5 separate regions of the Homo sapiens genome follow, and all the other regions are linked to region 2. The links are chromatin contacts, found by Hi-C or POLR2A ChIA-PET in ENCODE. All regions are on one chromosome and are shown on one strand. Each heading gives the region's core, a stretch centred on a gene start or an enhancer-like site at or near the end of the contact. The rest is flanking DNA. Distances are from core to core; before and after follow the strand shown. Region 1 has its middle 70 kb from the start of KRAS. Region 2 has its middle 31 kb from the start of BHLHE41. Region 3 holds the start of KRAS (KRAS proto-oncogene, GTPase). Region 4 holds the start of TM7SF3 (transmembrane 7 superfamily member 3). Region 5 has its middle 45 kb from the start of ITPR2.

Region 1 (3,829 bases), core at 749-3,248, 840 kb before region 2:
TTTTGCACATTAATTTAGATAAAGAAACAGAATTTCATAAAGATTATATTACATAAAGAAACAGAATTTCATAAAGATGATATTACATTCCTTTAAAACCATACAGCTAGTAAGAGTTAGAACCAAGACTCAATCTCAAATATTTGTTTAGTTACAACATATATCCATGTTATTTGTCTCTATATTAATATAAGCATTTTTATGTACAGGAAGGCACTGTAATGCAGGGGTTTATAATTCACTAACTATACTTTCTAAATTTTTAAATGTCTTTTCTTGAGAAAAAGAAATGACTTCATAAAGTAATTACACAAAGTTACCTAGTTGTTCTCCAGCTCCACTGAAGAGACAAGAAAGAAAGGTTGGAAAGTTTCGGTTAGAAATAAGACTTGAGGCCAGGTGCGGTGGCTCATGCCCGTAATCCCAGCACTTTGGGAGGTAGAGGTGGGCAGATCACCTGAGGTCAGAAGTTTGAGATCAGCCTGGCTAACATGGTGAAACCCATTTCTACTAAGAATACAAAAAAATTAGCTGGGCGCGGTGGCGCTCGCCAGTAATCCCAGGTACTCGGGAGACTGAGGCAGGAGAATCACTTGAACCCAGGAGGCAGAGGTTGCAGTGAGCCGAGATCACGCCATCGCACTCCAGCTTGGGCAACAAGAGCGAAATTCCATCTCAAAAAAAAAAGAAAGAAAGAAAGAAAGAAGACTTGGGCTATTAAACACTAAACTGGCTATTGGTGGTGGTTGTGCAATCTCTAAACGTATCTTAAAAACAAGACAAACTAATCTGCTCAGGGAAATTTTTTTTTTAAAGAACAGTGGAGTTTTATTGTATCATTGCCATTAATTTATTTTAATTACTATAAAGCATGTGTTAATATAGTCTCTGCTGATACTGAAATTTGTCTTTACTTCATCAAAAGTTGTCCCTAACCGTTAAAAAAGTGTTCAGGTTATAAATGGACAAGAAGCAACCAAGCTGACTTATTTCTTATTTTCTTAGTAGGTCAGTGTTGGGGACAGATTCTGGTTTAGGACTGATGAAACCACATCAATTCCTTTTTTATACCACTTCAAGGACTACACAAAAGAAAAGGTTTAGCTACATCTGACTTCTTCATGACACTGCAAATAAAGCAAGCCAGTACCTATTCCCTCTATGTCTTTATGAACTAATGCTACATACAAAATTCAAGACACAACTGTAATGATTTTTACTTAGGGAAAATTTTAAACATACTTTCTGCCTGAAGGGCAAAGACTAGGTCCAGTAATTTCAAAACCCCTATAATTATATGATTTAGGAGAAAATGCAGTGAAAACCTCTTTTTTTATCCCAAGTGGAAGAAAACATTGAATGTCTAGGTTGGTGGTCAATAGTGTACAGAATGAACTTTACTTTGTGTAAGCTTTTAAAATAGAGACATTTATCTCAAACTTTTTTTGTTGTTTGCTAAATTCTAGAGTTAGAGACTTGTGATCAATAGCCCAGACACTTCTCCATTGTACCAGCCAACTTTCCCCCTGAGGAAAACAACTTTAAACTTCAGAGACAAAAACGAGAAGTGCTCAGATGTGAAAGTTTCACTAGCATTTCTTATCATCAGACATGCATTCATCTAGCATGTATAGCAAACCTACTATATTTAGACACTATGCAGGATACCAGAAGGAATACAGAGGAGACGGCATAGCACTTGTAATTGAGCCAAGCACAGCAGTTTTATTGGGATAGGTTTGATTCACCAAATGGCAAAGAATCTGTGTGATGAATTTGCAGTTCTAATTAAAATTCCCCAGAGTCGGTTCTTTAAGTCTCAGCCCTAATTCATTTCCAGAAAGCCCTGTGGTTTTAAGGTGATTTATATTGCTTCTGCAAAGACTGTGGAGAAAGCTCTTGGCAATCACATGTCTTGTACAAATACAATTTACAGATCAAATCAGAGAAAAAGTACCGTAGCAACTCTGGGGGAAGAAACCATGAAATGTCCCAAACCCCATACCGTTCCTAACACACATAGGCACCTGATGTGTATTGACTAAATAAGAGTGCTATGTCAGATACTAGGAGGCCACAAAGGTTAGGAATGCATAATTCCTCCTCCCAGGAAGCTCTCACCTCATGGGGACAGGGTGAGACAGATGACTGTTAACCAGACAGACTTGCTTGTGTCAGATCCCTTAGCTCTCCCAACTTGGCCATCACAGAGGTCATGGGTACTGTGTTTAAAGGTGTCATGAGCCCCTGAACTTGGGCTCAGGAAATTCCCATCTGCTCATCTTGCAACTGTCAACCTTGAACTTCCTCACACATCAATGCATCTCATTCCTGACCTTTTTGGTCCTAATCGTTGGTGTCTAGCTTCACGGAGACTGGCAACCTCAGTTAAAACTACTTACGTTGGTGCTGCTCCGGACAAACTTTTAGGAAAGTCAGCATAGTGATAAGTGAAGCACAGACTCTTGACGATTTCAACTATCTGCGCTATATGTATTTGAAGCTTGGCTGTGCTATTTATAATGATTTTGGAAACCTGGCATAACTTTTTGTGTATGCTTCAGTTTCTTAATCTTCTGAATTACGATCCTAATAGTGCTTAACTCATAAGGTTGTTATAAGGATTAAATGAGTTAATATCTCCAAAGCACTTAGAAATGTTTCTGGCACATAGTTTTTATGTCAAGTAAAGGCTATTTCCTGTGGTTTCCTCTTGGTACCATTTTAATAAATGCAGACAATTGGCCCCATGGCCACATGGCCTAACCAGACACCACCAGTTGGCAAAGAGCATGAGTGATCAAAAGTAAGGAGCTAGGAAAGTAAAGAATGTCGAATTAAGGGTCCAGTCTGGCTAAAGCACTGGGCTCAGGGGACTGCATATGCAGCCGTGATTTTAAAAGGTTGACAAGGAACAGGTTGTGGAGAAACTTAAATACTAAGATGGGGAGCTTGTCATCTATTCTGTAAGCCATGTAGCATTGCAAGATAATAGTGCTCTAGAAGGAGTTCTAGCAGTAGTAACGAGGATGGACAGGAGGCTGGGAGATAAGCAAGAAAATATTTTTAGAAAAGTTGCAATCATCAGGCAAGTGGTAATGAGACGCAAAACTAAGGTGGTGACAATGTCAGTAATATCAAAAGAGAAAATGTTACAATAAAAGAGACTATTTGTAAGCAAAACTAAAAATGTATAAAAATTATTTGCCTGGCTGTGATACGTCAGGCACATAGAAGGTGCTTTGTGAACATTGTTTCATTTAACTGGTGCAATACCTGGGCTGAGTAAATATGGGTACCTGATTAATTCAGATGAAGAAACTCAGGGAGATCACGCAATTAACCTGAGGTCACAGTTCTGGAAAGTGGCACAACAGGGATTCAACCCAAGTCAGTCTGGTTTCAAAGTTTCATCTTTTTTTTCACCGTTTAAATTCATGTAGGGTATGAGAGAAAGGGAGAGGCTGAATGTGCTCCCAAATGCTCTTGGAGGCTGAAAATGTATTAGTTTAGATGAGAACATTTCAAAGATGAGATGCTTCATTTGGCTTTGAAATTTAAAATTTTAATTGTTTTGGAGATATGGCAGTTTAGCAGGCAACTGGAAATTCAGATGCTGAATTAGGAGAGAAGTCAGGACTGGAAACACGTATTTTGGAGTCATTTGCAGAAAGTTGAAAAAGTTGAGTAAATAAGCTTTCCAAAAAAGATCACCAAAGAGAGTAAGATAAAAAGAGGGTCAAGAAAGACTCTTTGTAGTATTTCATTTAATGAGTAGAAGTGAAGGAAAATCTGTGAGGTACAGTGAGGTTAAAGGTTCAGAGAGGGG
Region 2 (3,507 bases), core at 731-3,230:
CTAGCTCAGAGCCTTGCACTGAGCAACAACCTATAGATGCAAGATAGATTTCCATGTTCAGATCAACACTGCATTAGAGTATGACACCTGAAATCTTAGCAGCAGGGCCTTGGTGAAACTCTGTAGAGTTTCAGGGGGATCCTCCCTGCCTCCTTCACCAATTCCTCTTAAGGGGCACTAAGCAGAAAGGAGACAGGCTTTGGAATCAGACAAATGTGGCTTCAGGTTCTGGCACTAGTTAAATGACTTAGGGAATGACTAATTAAGGGACTTTGGGGAAGTTACTTAACCTTTCTAATTTATAAAATGGGAATAAAATGGTACCTATAAAGATTAACTGAGATAAGTAGGTAAACATTTCAGCTGAGAACCCAGTATCTACTGTACATTCGATTATTGTTAATATGAATCTTCTGGAGTGTTTTCTGTTTGTGTATGATCAGAATGCAGATTAAGGGGCAGAGAGGTCTAGGGCAGAGTAGAATTGGGCCCAGTAACATGGTGCCACATCAGATCCTGGACCAGAATTATATGAGAAAGTAGTGGGGTTTGGGCCCAGGGTTTGAGGGATGGTGATGGTAGTGTATGGTGAGGAAGCTGGGCATGACAGTGTAATGACAGAGAAAACAATCTGTGGAGCTCAGGATAGATTAATTTTTATAATGGGAAACTGTATTAGGAGTGATATCTAGATCTCTATCAGACTACTAGAGGACATCTATTCTTTATTGAATATCGACTTTTTAGGGGAAAAAAAGCAAAACCATGTTCTATGAATATCAAATGAGAAGAACTTGTCAGTTGGCTGCTTTTAAAGTTACAACTAGTGTATTCGTGGTATACAGAAAGGCCATTGGGTAACACCTCTTTCTTCTTAAATTGGGTAAATGAAATAATAGTGAATCACAAGTTAAAGTTACTTGTCCAGACTAATCAGGGAAAGGTGAATTAGAAGATGAGAGGGTGAAAATTAAAGAAGAAACAATTACCAACACAGAAAGGAGGGCCGCAGATGACAAAGATGGGAGCACGTATCTGAAAATGGAAGGGGATGGTGTTGTGGACAGAGGAAAAGAGCGAAAGATCATCAAACCTTCAACAACATAAAAGTGACCCTCACGTTACCCTTAAATGGTAATGGCACACAACCTGAAAGCCTCAAAAGCAATAGGTATATTAACATTTAAAAAAGAGTCTTTAGGCACCTCAGTAATAGACTGATGACCACTGGTTGGTTTTGTTAATATGTGTGTAGGCCAGAGAGTAATTTGGCGGAAAGAGGAAGAGTTAATCTGAAAGAGGAAATTTGAAGTTAGAAGAACATGAAGGCAAATCATTCATGATAAATGTGAAGGAAAGAGCAAGATTTAATAATGAATCAGGGGGACAAAAAATAGAGCTAACATTAATGGCCACTTATTGCACATGAAGCCCACTTTGCTAAGCTTTTCCCAGGTACCATTGCATTGTTACCACAGCAACCTGTGCGGTGAGCCCTGTTGTTAGCCCCAGTGAACAGGGCAAGTCAGAAGTTTCCTTGTGATAGAGCTGGCAGGTAGAGGATCTGAGTTCTGAATCTCACCTCTCTCAGACAAAAGCTCCTGTGTGTAACCATTCAGCTGAAGTGCTTGCTCAAAGGGCTGAGAAAAGATGATGAAGAAGATTGGGAGGGGATTGAGAAAGAAAAGTTCAAAGAACTTTGATGGTAAAGAATCTTAGAATGAAAGTAAGACATGACAAAGAACAAAAGGAAGAAAGCATATCTAAAGGAGTAAGAAAATTAATATTTTTTGGCCACCTTATGTGATTAAGATGCACAAATATAATCTCCTTTAGTTCACACCAGAACTCCGTGAAGTAGACATGACTTCCGTTTACACAGATGAGGAGATACAAGTTCAGAGAAGTCACCGTTAATCACGTAGCTCACAAATACCAGAGCCAGGATTAGAACCGCTGTCTGCAGCGTTAGAAAGCCCACAGTATTTTCATTCGAACTTGGGAAAGGAAGTGCTAAGCCTGGGTGTGAGGGAGCAGAGATGGCATCTACCTCGAATGGTGGGGTAAAGATGCAAATAAAGCATGACTAGAAAGACAAAAAGGGGAAATGAGAAAGGGAGGACCACAGAGTGATAATTAGCCTCACACCACCTGTTTTTGCTTTGGCTGAAGAGGTCCCTCATCAAGGCTGAGTAACAAACAAAGCAACCGAGTAGCTCAGAAAGGCCCGCGGATTCTTCCACTGGTCATCGCCTGGAATGTTCACTGACAGTGAAACGTGATGTGGAGAAACCCCTGACAATGACAAGAAAGATTCCAGACAATTGACACATTGCTGACTGCGACGGAAGTTTCATAGAAAATGATTTTTAGAAGGGACAAATATAGAGAGCAGCTCAGGAAGACACACTCTGTAAAGGTGGTTGGCAGGAAGTACGGTTGCTGTAGAGGACACAGCGAGACATAGCTGGACGTGAAAAACAACCCTGTGAGGCTTATAGCATAGGTTTGTGTATCACCCTTTTGCATATGAGGAAACTGGCCCGTAGCATTTGAGGACTTGCCTGTGGTGCCTGAGTTTTAGAATCCAGGTGTCTGACTCCAAATCTAGTGTGTGGAACACTGTACCATTTTCATTTAAACAAATACATTTCTAATGGTAAATTTGAGGTATCATGTATTGGGGGAAAAGGTTTAGAGCAGGGATCTTTACTTTGTTCTATACAGGTAGCTCTTTTCAGATGTTTTTTCATGTTTAGTAAAAACAACTCTGGTCTCCAGATGAATGGCATTCAGCTCCGTCTTGTTAGTGCTGTTTTGTTTGTGGTAGGGTTTTCCGGGTGCAGATTCATAGCACCTTAACTTTGTATTGGCTAATAATTAACAAAAGCGGCTGCTGACTTCACTAAGTGATTGCAGATTTTACTGCAAGTTCTTTTGTTTGCAACTGTCTAGGATACAATGATCATGTGGAAGGCAGTTCTTTGATGGCTAATTCTATACCATTAATAAAGTAAACTGACTACTGGGAAATACATTCTCATTCTTGGACCCTGGAGTCTTGGTTTTATACATAAGCATTTCTGAGTAAATTGGAGTGAATTAACTTTGGTCCATTTAAATTGGGTCAACTCATCCTCAGGCCTACAAAAATTCACACTGGATATACTGTACTCACAATTATCAATGCCACACTGACACTCTCAGGATGTTCAGATGACTAAATTTTGCTTCTTTTAAAAAAAAATCTGGGAGAATTCTCACACATACCCAGACTTTTGCGCTAGGCTGAAAACACTAGAAATAATGGTCAAGGTGACTTTGAAGTTCCTGTTAATTGTGTCTAGACACTTCATGGCTATATTCTATACCCCTGCTTCATTCTGCTCTGACAAAATTAATATTTCCCAGCTTTTGATTAGATTTAAGTGACTCAGTGATACTATGGCAACCCTAAACTATGGGACAAAAATCAATGTCTTGACCATTATATGGCCTCTTTATGAA
Region 3 (3,706 bases), core at 845-3,344, 910 kb before region 2:
CCATCTCTTAAAAGCAAATATACTGTGGATGGCTACAGTCTCAAAGTAAACTATTGTTAGCAACCATATTTGATATCTGTAGTCTATAACATGCAGAGTCAGCATTTTGGACCTCAGTCACTTCAGTGACACCAGTTTTATGGTTAATTCTGAGCTGATAATTACAAATAGACCTTTCCCATTTATAACTTATTTGTAAAATGATTTCTATTATAAACATAACATATACATTGTATAACAATTAGAAAACCTGTCTGTTTTGATGGATCTCAAGATTTAAGAAGGCTTAGACTTCAGCTATAAGATGCACATGCCACTGTGGGAGGCCGAGGCGGGCAGATCACGAGGTCAGGAGTTCTAGACCAGCCTGACCAACATGGTGAAACCCCCGTCTCTACTAAAAATACAAAAAATTAGCCGGGCATGGCAGCAGACACCTGTAATCCCAGTTATTCGGGAGGCTGAGGCAGGAGAATTGCTTGAATGCAGGAGGCAGAGGTTGCAGTGAGCCGAGACGGCGCCACTGCACTCCAGCCTGGGCAACAGAGCAGATGGAGACCATCCTGACCAACATGATGAAACTCTGTCTCTACTAAAAATACAAAAATTAGCTGGGCATGGTGGCGTGCACCTACTAGTCCCAGCTACTCGGGAGGCTGAGGCAGGAGAATTGCTTGAACCCAGGAGGCGGAGGTTTCAGTGAGCCGATACCGCGCCATTGCACTCCAGCCTGGGCAACAGAGCGAGACTGTGTCTCAAAAAAAAAAAAAAAAAGGAGATGCACATGTTTAAGTCTATTTCAGGCGGTTAGCTGGTGGATTGCTACAATTCCTCTGTAAGTTTAAAAAATCATGTAAGTGCTGTTTTGGAGTACTGTAATAACTCTTGAGATGTAGAACACATCTGCAAAATGAGGGTAGTATAAAAGAGACGAGGGGATGAGGGTAATACATAAGAAATAGGGGAAAGGACAAGAACAGGTAAATTAAACTTCAAGTACTATTTTTGCTATTGCTGTCTACACTCAACTAGCAAGGAAAAAGCCTTGCTTCTGCTCTGCGGGTTTTCTTCGGGTTTAACTTGACCAAGCAAAACAGACCATCTGGGATTAACTTTTTCCTTTTCACTGTAGGTCACAGGCTCTACGTGTAGGGTGTTGGCCACCTGTTCTTCCACCATCTCTACCTCCACCTCCTCCTTTGTGGCCACAGCAATGTCACAGCCCATACATGGGGGAGGGGAGCATTCAGGAACTCGGAGGCAGATGCATTTTTTTCCAAACACAATAACCTCAAACAGTGGTCTCTAAGCACTTTCCTATGCTCTTCCAAAACGTGACCTCCCCTCTTACTCACACATCCCCTACACACGGAAAAGGACCACTATCCGTCCAGCCTGCGCTCGAGGGAGAAGTTTATACCTTCGTCCTAGAGATGCCAAATGCAGCAGGGAAGGCTGGACCGAGGCAGCCGAGTGCTGGAAAGGGAGGCAAGAGGTGCGGGAGCGGGGAGAGGGGGAGGGGAGGCCGGGGCGCCGCGGGAGTAACCTCCACCGCACCCCACCGCTCCGAGGGGCAGCCGGCCCGGCCCGAGTTTCTCCCCAGAAGCCTCCAGCCGCGGCTCTCGGGGAGGAGGAAGGAAGGGGTTCCCCGTCCAGGAAGCAGCACCAGCGGCGACCGCCTCCAGCCTCACCCTCCTCAGCCCCGCACCGCCCATTCCTCACTCCCCGCGCCGCCGCGTCCGCGCGCCTCCCCCCTGCAGACCCCTCTCACCCAGCCCGCCCCGACCCCGCGCCCGCGCCCCCCACCCGCCCCTCCGGGGACCCCTAATTCATTCACTCGCCGCCGGCCCCGCCCGGCGCCGGCAAAGAGGGTCGGGACCCGGGCAGGGGCCCAGGAGGGGTGGTCCGCTCCGTACCTCTCTCCCGCACCTGGGAGCCGCTGAGCCTCTGGCCCCGCCGCCGCCTTCAGTGCCTGCGCCGCGCTCGCTCCCAGTCCGAAATGGCGGGGGCCGGGAGTACTGGCCGAGCCGCCGCCACCTTCGCCGCCGCCACTGCCGCCGCCGCTGCTGCCTCCGCCGCCGCGGCCGCCGCCTAGGAAAATCGAGCTCCGAGCACACCGATGAGTTCGGGGCCGGGCGGCCGCAGAGGGCAGAGCTATCGATGCGTTCCGCGCTCGATTCTTCTTCAGACGGGCGTACGAGAGGGAGCGGCTGAGGGCGGTGTGGGAAGAGGGAAGAGGGGGAGGCAGCGAGCGCCGGCGGGGAGAAGGAGGGGGCCGGGCCGGGCCGGCGGGGGAGGAGCGGGGGCCGGGCCGGCGGAGGAAGGGGTGGCTGGGGCGGTCTAGGGTGGCGAGCCGGGCCGGCTGGAGAGCGGGTCTGGGCGGCGCCTTGGCGGGAGGAGGGACTGCCGGACCCACGCGGCGGCCCGCCCCCTGCCTAGCCGCAAGGCTGTCCCCGCAGCCGCCAATTCTGACCCGGAGCGGGACCGGACCGCGGCGGGCTGTGCGGATGCCACCAGGGAGACGCCGCGAGCGGCCACGCCGCCCCGCTGACCGGTCTCCACAGAGAAGCTGCGAAGAGCACCCCGCCACCCTCAGGGTCGGCCTATACTGGCGCGCATCCATTTACTATCATTGACTGCATGTAAATAAACAAGCAGTCACCAAAAGTGGGAGGCGACTTCGGGGACTTAGGGAGACCGGGCGGACGATTTCCCACACCGGGGCTGTCTGATCGCCGCCCCGATTATTATCAGCCTCAGCACTTGGGCTGGGAATTTAGCCCCAGGCCCAAACAAACACGACAGACCCTTTCAACGCTAATCTTCTCGGGTCAGGAGGCTTGTGATATTTTGCTATCTTTCTTGATATTTTGAACCCATCACAAGGTCTCTAAACAGGGACTTCGCTTATACCCAGGGCCCCTGAAATCACAAACAAAAGACAACTGTTTTTAAGTAGAGATGGCCTTGGTAGTTTAGACCTGAGGAGAGTCATTCAAACATTAATTAGAAGACAGATTAATCAGTTAAAGTTCGTGGAGTTAAGACATTAAACAATGGGGCAATTAAACATGCTAGCATACCCGGAGTCTGTGTTGATAAACTACCTAGAAATGTATCTTGGGAGAGTCTTGAGGATTGAGGGCTGGAAAAGCAGCGCCTGTACCTGATAGGATCGCCCCTCCTCCGAGACTTTCAGTTCCATTCCTCTAGTCCACATCATAAACCACCAATAAAGCTGAATTTAAATCCCAGCTATTATGTCTGTTAACCAAGGCTTTACATCAACTGTCATCCTTTCCTTTCTACTCTTACACGGGCTGTAATCTGCAAGGTTTATTCCAGTCTCCCCCTCCTAGCGCCAGGTGGAAGGGGCAGAAGAGAAAAGTGAAAGACAGGGAAGGGGAGAAAATGTGCCTACTCTATGTTAAGTACAAGCTAAATCTTTTGCACTTATCGTATCATCTTATTTAATCATCACGACAACCTTATGAGGTAAAATACTTTTTACCGTTTTACAAATGACGAAACAGATTTAGAGGTTAAAACGTTGGCACAAGTTCACATAGTTAAAAAATGGAGTATACTTCATGTCGGATCATAGTCACTCTACTCCCAGATCATCAGTGGCCCTCATTCCACTTGACATAAAAGCAAAATTCTTCTCAAAAATCCTACATGGCCTTAAATTATTTGATATCCCCTA
Region 4 (3,998 bases), core at 894-3,393, 860 kb after region 2:
TCTGACAAGGGAGGAAGATCATTACATTGTAGGGTGGTGGGGATTAAATAACACTGCACGTGGAAAGCACCTGGCACACACTATACAGAGTGAATGTTAGTGCCCTATTATAAGCAAGGTTTTTCTGCAAAAAAAAAAGTTGCCCTTTTCAGCTTTGGCCTCAGTCCTATATACAAAGATCCTAGAATTCAGTTTGCACAAGGGCTTTTCAAAGATAAGTGCATAGCAACACAATCACATTATTCAGAAAATATTATGTTTCAGAACTGCAACTAGTCTATTAACCTCAAAACAAAACAGAATGTGCTTAGTTTCATGGAAAAGCACATGATGATCTGCCTGGCACAACTAGTGCCTTTTACATTTTATATTAACAAACCATGAGCTGTTGCCCAAACCCATTCACCAAGCACAAGACTTACAATCTAACATCCCATTCTGAGTTCTCACTGAGATGAACAAGAATTACCTGAAATCGGCCGGGCGCGGTGGCTCATGCCTGTAATCCCAGCACTCTGGGAGGCCAAGGCGGGCAGATCACGAGGTCAGGAGTTCGAGACCAGCCTGAACAACATGGTGAAACCCCGCCTGTACTAAAAATACAAAAACTAGCTGGGTGTGGTGGCGGGCGCCTGTAATCCCAGCTACTCTGGAGGCTGAGGCAGGAGAATTGCTTGAACCCGGGTGTCGGAGGTTGCAGTCAGCCAAGATCATGCCACTGCACTCCAGCCTAGGCGACAGAGCGAGACTCCGTCAAAAAAAAAAAAAAAAAAAGTCACCTGAAATCATCAAAAATGGTGTACTCATAGGGAGCCAAGCCCGGGCATGTTGCTTCTTGGCTCCCACAGGTGAATTTGAAGTGGCAATAGAACTTCGTTGATTCTTGTTTTTCTCATTTTAGTTTTACTCTCTATTAAATTGTTATTTTTTACAGTTCATTTATGGATGACAAGTTATTTCCTGTTGGTAGCTGCAATGATTGGGAATTTTGTGATCTCTGTAAACGAATTAATATCTCATAGAGATCTATTTCCTGTTGGATATGAGACAACAGAGAACACAGTTTTTGTCCATTTGTCTTTTTTAAGGTCAAATCGATTAGAAATTTCTTGCCCTCAAGTAAGGAGAACAACTCTGATACCTGGACTGGCAAGCTTTTGTGTTTCTGTGTTTATTTTTCATTTGTGGCTGAACTTGTAGAATTGAGGGTATACACATTCTATCTGTATGTCTATGTATCTGTAATTCAGAAAGTCCTTTATTTCTCATTGTGAGTATGGAATGTTTTCCTGTCTCCAGATGGTATTAATAAATTAGATGGTAAAGGCTCTTTAAAAATAAAGCCTCATTATGGGTTCATTTTCCCTCTCAAACTCTGTAGAACATAACCAGTTTGAAAAGCCTCTAGATTTGGGGGTGTAAAAATTCCATGCAGCTTGAGAGCCATCAGTCATTAAGCCGCTAGTTCCACCCCAAGTCTTGCTGTCCAGAAGCTCAGACAGTCCACTGGGCAGCAAAGAGGCGCTTTAGTAAGTTGAATTAAAGCCACAAACATGGCTGCTCCCTAAGGGAGATAATACTGTGTTAAAAAAAGAGAATTATTTATCTCTTCCCATTTCCTCCGCTAAATGAGGAGGTTAATAGTAAGACCTCCTTAGCCATGAGTGTTTCCGCTGCAGGAAACACCATTCGTGCCGGTTCTGGACTCACCACCCAGCGTGTACCAACGCCCCCAGCACCATCTCCCTGCTAGGCTGACAGACCCCTGGCGGATTTTGACCTCGCAAGAAATGCAAAAGCAACTTTGGGTTGCAGAAGCCAGGCGCCCCGACCTTACCCTCGCTGGAATTCCCGAAGACCTCGGCTGCACCAGCCACCCGGTGTTCGGATGCCAGCACCGCTACGACCAGCAGCTGCAGGAACCCCATTGCTGCCTGGGCCGGGCTGGGCCCACGCCAGGGCTGGGGAGAGGTGCGGGCGTGCGCGCCGGGGCCCCGCAGCCTCGCCCACGCTATCCCGGGGCGCCCGCATCGGGCGCCATCGCCCGCCAGGTGCAGACGCTTCGCACCTGCCAGCTCCGCAGCCGCCGGCGCGCGCCCCGCCGAACTCCTAGCCCCAGCGAGAGGTTTCCTCTTCCGGCACCTGACCCCCAACGCGCGTTCCCGCGCCTCCTCCCGGGCTCTCGCTGCGTCACAGCGGCGGGTCTCTGGGCGCGGGCGGCGCTGGGGCGTTTCCAGGCAGCGCGCGCCTCCTGCCGGCGCGCGGGGAACGCGCAGCCTGCGGTGCTCCCGGGAGCCCCCAGGAAGTCCTGGCTTGAGGCCCGGTCTTGCCCCACTTTTATCTCACCAAGTAGGCAAACCCACTGTGAAAGTACAAAATAACTTTCTGTTGCGGACTAACGTCGCCAGGCTCCTGTTTCCGTGTTTAACGGCCCTTTACAACAGCAAAAAAGAGGAATCAGTTGCTAAAAACACAATTGAAGGTTATTTCCCCCGGTAGCAATTGTCTTCGCTGCTGAGGCTTATGTTAGCATAAAAATGCCAGGAGAATGCTGTTTGTGTAGTGGTTACCGCACTAGTCATAAGCACTACATTTAAAAGTAGTTTCGTTTTCTCTAAGCGAAATATCCTCGAAGACACGGCCTTGGTCTGAACTTCGTCTCAAGTCTCATACCTGAGTGCTGTTTGAGGGACAGTAGTCCATGTGACAGATGGCTCATCGATGATGTGGAATTAGACGCATAGACTTAACGTTATTTGGGGAGGATTGTCTTGCTTTCCTTCCCTGGTTTTAATTTTTTTCACTTATATATTTTGATGAGCAACTTATAGCTTGGAAATTACATGTTCAGTTAGTCCACTACTAAGCTAACAATATATAGCTGTGACCATAATGTGAAGAAGTGTTAAAGACAAAATTATTCAATGATACTTGTTAAAGCACCGAACGAAGACTATTGAGGACTGTCTCAATTGGCATAGGGACCACTGCAACTGGGTCTTGCAGTGGGGAAGAGGGACTGGGCTCAACTCCGAATACAGCGTGGGCAAGAGGGAATTTATAGCCAACCAGCAGTATGGAGTTCAGTGGATGGAAAATTACTAAGAGGAAGCATCAGAGGTAAGGGGCATTTGGTGAAACTGACCTAACAGGACTTCTGAAGACATAACATCACCTGGGGGATGGTGCAGGGTGAGAAAACTGATTAGATATGGAGGAAAGGGGGTTCTTTGCTAAAACTGGATTTTTACAAAGAAGTGCACAGATGGACCTAGCAGAAGATTCAGAAGCCGTACTAGAGTTTGGCCAAGCAAATAATCTTTGTCATAGGCACAATTCTTTCTCTGCTTTCCCACTGCCTGGTCCAAATTTTCACACCTTTGGTAGCACTATCTATTTCTGTAGTGCTTATTCACTCTCCCACATGCCCCTATTCCTATAACCCTCAGTAGATGAAATCCAAGGAAGATGAAAGGGACAATTATGATAAGGGTAGCATCTGAATCAGTGGATGGATTATTCAATAAATTGTGTTCTTAACTGATTAGCTGCACTATGGGCAGAGAGAAGCAGAACTCTATCTCACACTAATTGTGAAAACAAAATCCCAAAGTAATAAAACCATAAAAGAGCTAGCAGAAGAGGGCGCTCTTTTTTTTTTTTAATAAATTGATCTCAAAATGGGAGGAGCTTTCTAAGAAGCAAAACAGCAAAGGAAACAACCATAAAGGAAAAGATTGGTAGACTTGGCTACGTAAATGCTTTTTACATAAATATTTAAATTTTATTAAAGTAAACACACAAACAATATGAAAAGGCAAGTTGACCAAAAAAAAAAAATTAGCAAAGGACATGAATGGGGAATTTCACCCCAAAAAAGAAATACAAATTACCAGTAAATACATGAAAAAAGTTCAATCTCACTAGTAAACAAATAAAAAAATCAAATTAACAAACTAAGATGTAAACATTTTAAAAGTATAAAACATCCAGTGTGG
Region 5 (3,513 bases), core at 982-3,481, 720 kb after region 2:
TCCAGTGAACACACCGATGATAAGAAAGCAATACAGCCGCCTCATTGCTGATATGAAGAAAGTTTTAGTGGTCTGGATAGAAGATCAAACCAACCAACACATTTCCTTAAGCCAAAGCCTAATTCAGGTGAAGGTCTTAATTCTTTTCAATTCTATAAAGGCTGAGAGAGGTGAAGAAGCTGCAGAAGAAAAGTCTGAAGCTGGCAGCTGTTGATTTATGAGGTTTACGGAAAGAAGCTGTCTCCATAACGTAAAAGTGCGAGCTGAAGCAGCAAGTGCTGATGGAGAGGCTGTAGCAATTTATCCAGAAGATCTAGTTAAGCCAGGCACGGTGGCTCACGCCTGTAATCCCAGCACTTTGGGAGGCCGAGGCAGGTGGATCACCTGAGGTCAGGAGTTCCAGACCACCCTGGCCAACATGGCGAAACCCCTTCTCTACTAAAAATACAAAAATTAGCTGGGCATAGTGGCTGGCATCTGTAATTCCAGCTACTCAGGAGGCTGAGGCAGGAGAATCGCTTGAACTTGGTTAGCAGAGGTTGCAGCGAGCCAAGATCGTGCCACTGCACTCCAGCCTGGGCGACAGAGCAAGACCCTGTCTCAAAAAAAAAAAAAAAAAAGTCTAGTTAAGATCATTGTTGGAAGATGGCTACACTAAATAACACATTTTCAATGTAGATTAAACAGCCTTCTATTGGAAGAAGATGCCATCCCGGGACTTTCAGAGCTAGAGAGGAGAAGTCAATGCCTGGCTTCAAAGTTTCAAAGCTTCAAAGGACAGGCAGATTGTCTTGTTAGATGCTAATGCAGCTAGTGACTTTAAATTGAAGCCAATGCTCATTTACCATTTTGAACATGCTAGGGCCCTTAAGAAGTATGCTAAATGTATTCTGCCTGTGATTTCTGAATAATGGAACAAGAAAGCCTGGATAACAGCACATCTTCTGCAGCATGGTTTATGGAATATTTTAAGCCCACTATTGAGACCTACTGCTCAGAAAAAAATAAGATTACTCTCAAAATATTACTGCTTATTGACAATGCACCTGGTCACCCAAGAACTGTGTTGGAGGTGCACAAGCAGATTAATGTTATTTTCTTGCCTGCTGACGCAACATTCACTCTGCGGCCCTTGGATTAAGAAGGCATTTTGAATTTCAAGTCTTATTATTTAAGAAATGCATTTTGTACGGCGATTGCTGCCACAGATAGTGATTTCTCTGATGGATCTGGACAAAGCAAATTGAAATCCTTCTGGAAAGGATTCACCATTCCAGATGCCACTAAGAACATATTTTTTTTTTTTTTTTTTTGAGACAGAGTCTCACTCTGCTGCTCAGGCTGAGTGCAGCAGTATGATCTCAGCTCACTGCAGCCTTTGTTTCCCAGGTTCAAGCGATTCTCCTGCCTCAGTCTCCCAAAAAAAAAAAAAATGCAATCACCTGACTATAGTCAGCCAGGTCCCCCTTCTGGTGATTAGGAAAATTACTTCTGGATGAATCTGCTATGGTACTGATTATGCCCTAAGCAAAATGAATAAGGTAGGGCAAGTTAACCTTCTTTTCTGTTCTATCCCTCCTCCCTCCGGATGCCTAACTCACTCCCACCAATACTAACAGTCACTGGCGCTCAGGGTTCCCACACAGCATCCCACCCACAGACTATGTCCCAGGAGATGGCATTTCATTTTCCTGGAACGCATCAAAACACAGTCTTTAATGTCCCATTCACTAAGACAACTTCTCTTTGTGACCTGTCAATGTGAGGCAAAGAGCCCAGTACTGAAAACTTAGCCCTCTAAAATAATGGAATGTTTTTAACTGAATCAAGATGTTTTTCTCAAAAAGAGGGAATAAGTATAAACATTCCAGGTAGAACTAGTACTGACAAAGACATACTGCACAGAAGAATATCATTGAAGATATCAAACAACTGAAATAAAATTTTCTTTTCACACCAAGCTGTCCTGGGAAGCCTTGTGTCTCCCATTATTCCCTACTTAAAATAGGCTTTCCACTCCCACACCCTCCCTCGCAGCTGCCTCTCAGAAGGGAGTGGTTGCCCAGATCTCCTGATGTGGAGAAAACAATCCCTGGCAAGTGGGCCAGATGGCCAGGGCCCAAGGGGAAGGATGCCAGCTGCAGCTTCTCCAGGCAAGGTGCAGAAGAAGGCTCAGGGCCTGGAGCCGGGCTCCCAATACATAAAATAGAGTCAGGTCAAAGCTCATTTCCTGGCCCAGTCACCATGGAGACAGTTGCTAAAATACTTAACTATCAAACTCCACTTTTGTGCCCAGAGCTCAAGCAAAGAAGCATAGAGAAGCACAGGTGCTGACAAGCAGGAACTACCAAACCGTGAAGTGTCTGTGGGCCAGGGTGCTGGCGCCGTGTGCCACTGACAGAGTCGAGCTTTATTTAACTCTTATTCCTGAGAAAACACCAACACATTCTGGTGCTCGTGCCATTCCTGTTCATTGACAAGCCTGTGTGTTGATGAACTTTTTGGTCCATTAATGTCTGATTCGCTTACGTGGCTGCATTAGAAAAGGGATATGTTCAGAGCTCACAATGAAGATGTCAAATATTCTCTACATAAGGATTTTAATTTTAAAAATAAGACTTTCGTGGCCATGAAAAAATACTAAAATTTGATTTCTTAGTTCCAAATGAAAAATGTTCTTTATTTCCTTTCCCTACTCTTTTCTATGTGTTCTGCATGCCAGGAAAATGTACCAATGTATCATTTATTAAACAACTTCTCTTGATATAATGTGTTTGAAAACCCTCTGAAAGGTTAAAAAAAAGTCAAATAATTATAATTTTCCAACATCATTTCTTGCCACCCTCCCCCATCCTCCAAATCTCCTCTTTTATGTATGGCGGTTCATTTCCAGCATACCATATTATATGTGCTGTTATGATGTGTATTATAATTTTGACTAAAAAGCTCAGTGGACAGCCAGTAATCCTTTCAGTAAAGTAGACACAGAGATGGTTTAGGTAGCAGCATCTACCACCCCTATCCTGGCACTCGCCAAACTCTAACAGAATCGCCTCTTTTCTTGTCTACGTCCTCCACTAGAGGATTATGAGCTGCGCAAGTGGGGAGGGGATTGGTCTCGTCCACTGTTTTATCTCTAACACTCAACACAAAACCAGACCATAGTAGGCACTCAAGAAATTTTGTTTGTTTGGTTGGTTGGTTAGTTTGTTGGTTGGTTTTGAGATGGAGTCATGCTCTGTGGCGCAGGCTGGAGTGCAATGGCGTGATCTCAGCTCACTGCAACATCTGCCTCCCAGATTCGAGCGATTTTCCTGCCTCAGCCTCCTGAGTAGCTGGGATTACAAGCGTGCACCACCACACCCGGCTAATTTTGTATTTTTAGTAGAGACAGGGTTTCTCCATCTTAGTCAGGCTGGTCTCGAGCTCCCGACCTCAGTTGATCCATCCGCCTCTCAGTCTCCCAAAGTGTTGGGATTACAGGCGTGAGCCACTGTACCCGGCCAAGAAGTG

Evidence for each region. A loop is a pair of places that touch in the nucleus more often than their neighbours do. ChIA-PET counts read pairs that join two places held with the same protein, here RNA polymerase II (POLR2A). Pooled maps may share reads with other maps.
Region 1: a map with no recorded cell type shows a loop between it and region 2 (12-fold over the local background). The contact joins two enhancer-like sites. A Hi-C loop is called at or near these places in 3 of 37 single-sample maps with no recorded cell type and 3 of 50 pooled maps.
Region 3: a loop to region 2 is called in a map with no recorded cell type, with 6 times the contacts of the local background. The contact joins the promoter of KRAS here to the enhancer-like site in region 2. A Hi-C loop is called at or near these places in 2 of 37 single-sample maps with no recorded cell type and 4 of 50 pooled maps.
Region 4: a map of OCI-LY7 shows a loop between it and region 2 (5-fold over the local background). The contact joins the promoter of TM7SF3 here to the enhancer-like site in region 2. A Hi-C loop is called at or near these places in 1 of 168 maps with a recorded cell type or tissue (OCI-LY7), 1 of 37 single-sample maps with no recorded cell type and 4 of 50 pooled maps.
Region 5: a loop to region 2 is called in a pooled map, with 4 times the contacts of the local background. The contact joins two enhancer-like sites. A Hi-C loop is called at or near these places in 3 of 37 single-sample maps with no recorded cell type and 4 of 50 pooled maps. POLR2A ChIA-PET finds 5 or more read pairs at or near these places in 1 of 52 experiments (activated CD4-positive, alpha-beta T cell).

What each region holds. Positions count from the first base shown.
Region 1 is chr12:25,318,678-25,322,506 of GRCh38, forward strand. No RefSeq gene overlaps it. Among named protein-coding and RNA genes, the nearest start is that of KRAS, 70 kb to the left of the region's middle. Within about 2 kb of position 1,999, at least 2 of the 41 ENCODE cell types and tissues checked have a DNase peak (open chromatin) inside an H3K27ac peak, as active enhancers do.
Region 2 is chr12:26,154,336-26,157,842 of GRCh38, forward strand. It overlaps a transcript of SSPN not described here. Among named protein-coding and RNA genes, the nearest start is that of BHLHE41, 31 kb to the left of the region's middle. Within about 2 kb of position 1,981, at least 5 of the 41 ENCODE cell types and tissues checked have a DNase peak (open chromatin) inside an H3K27ac peak, as active enhancers do; they include OCI-LY7, where a contact is called at or near this core.
Region 3 is chr12:25,248,835-25,252,540 of GRCh38, forward strand. KRAS (KRAS proto-oncogene, GTPase) reads right to left here and starts at 2,095. Exons shown (of 5, transcript NM_004985.5): 1 at 1,917-2,095. RefSeq lists silencers at 1,696-1,745, 1,806-2,655.
Region 4 is chr12:27,012,241-27,016,238 of GRCh38, forward strand. TM7SF3 (transmembrane 7 superfamily member 3) reads right to left here and starts at 2,144. Exons shown (of 12, transcript NM_016551.3): 1 at 1,838-2,144. The coding sequence starts at 1,928. RefSeq lists a silencer at 1,837-2,336.
Region 5 is chr12:26,876,685-26,880,197 of GRCh38, forward strand. No RefSeq gene overlaps it. Among named protein-coding and RNA genes, the nearest start is that of ITPR2, 45 kb to the left of the region's middle. Within about 2 kb of position 2,232, at least 9 of the 41 ENCODE cell types and tissues checked have a DNase peak (open chromatin) inside an H3K27ac peak, as active enhancers do.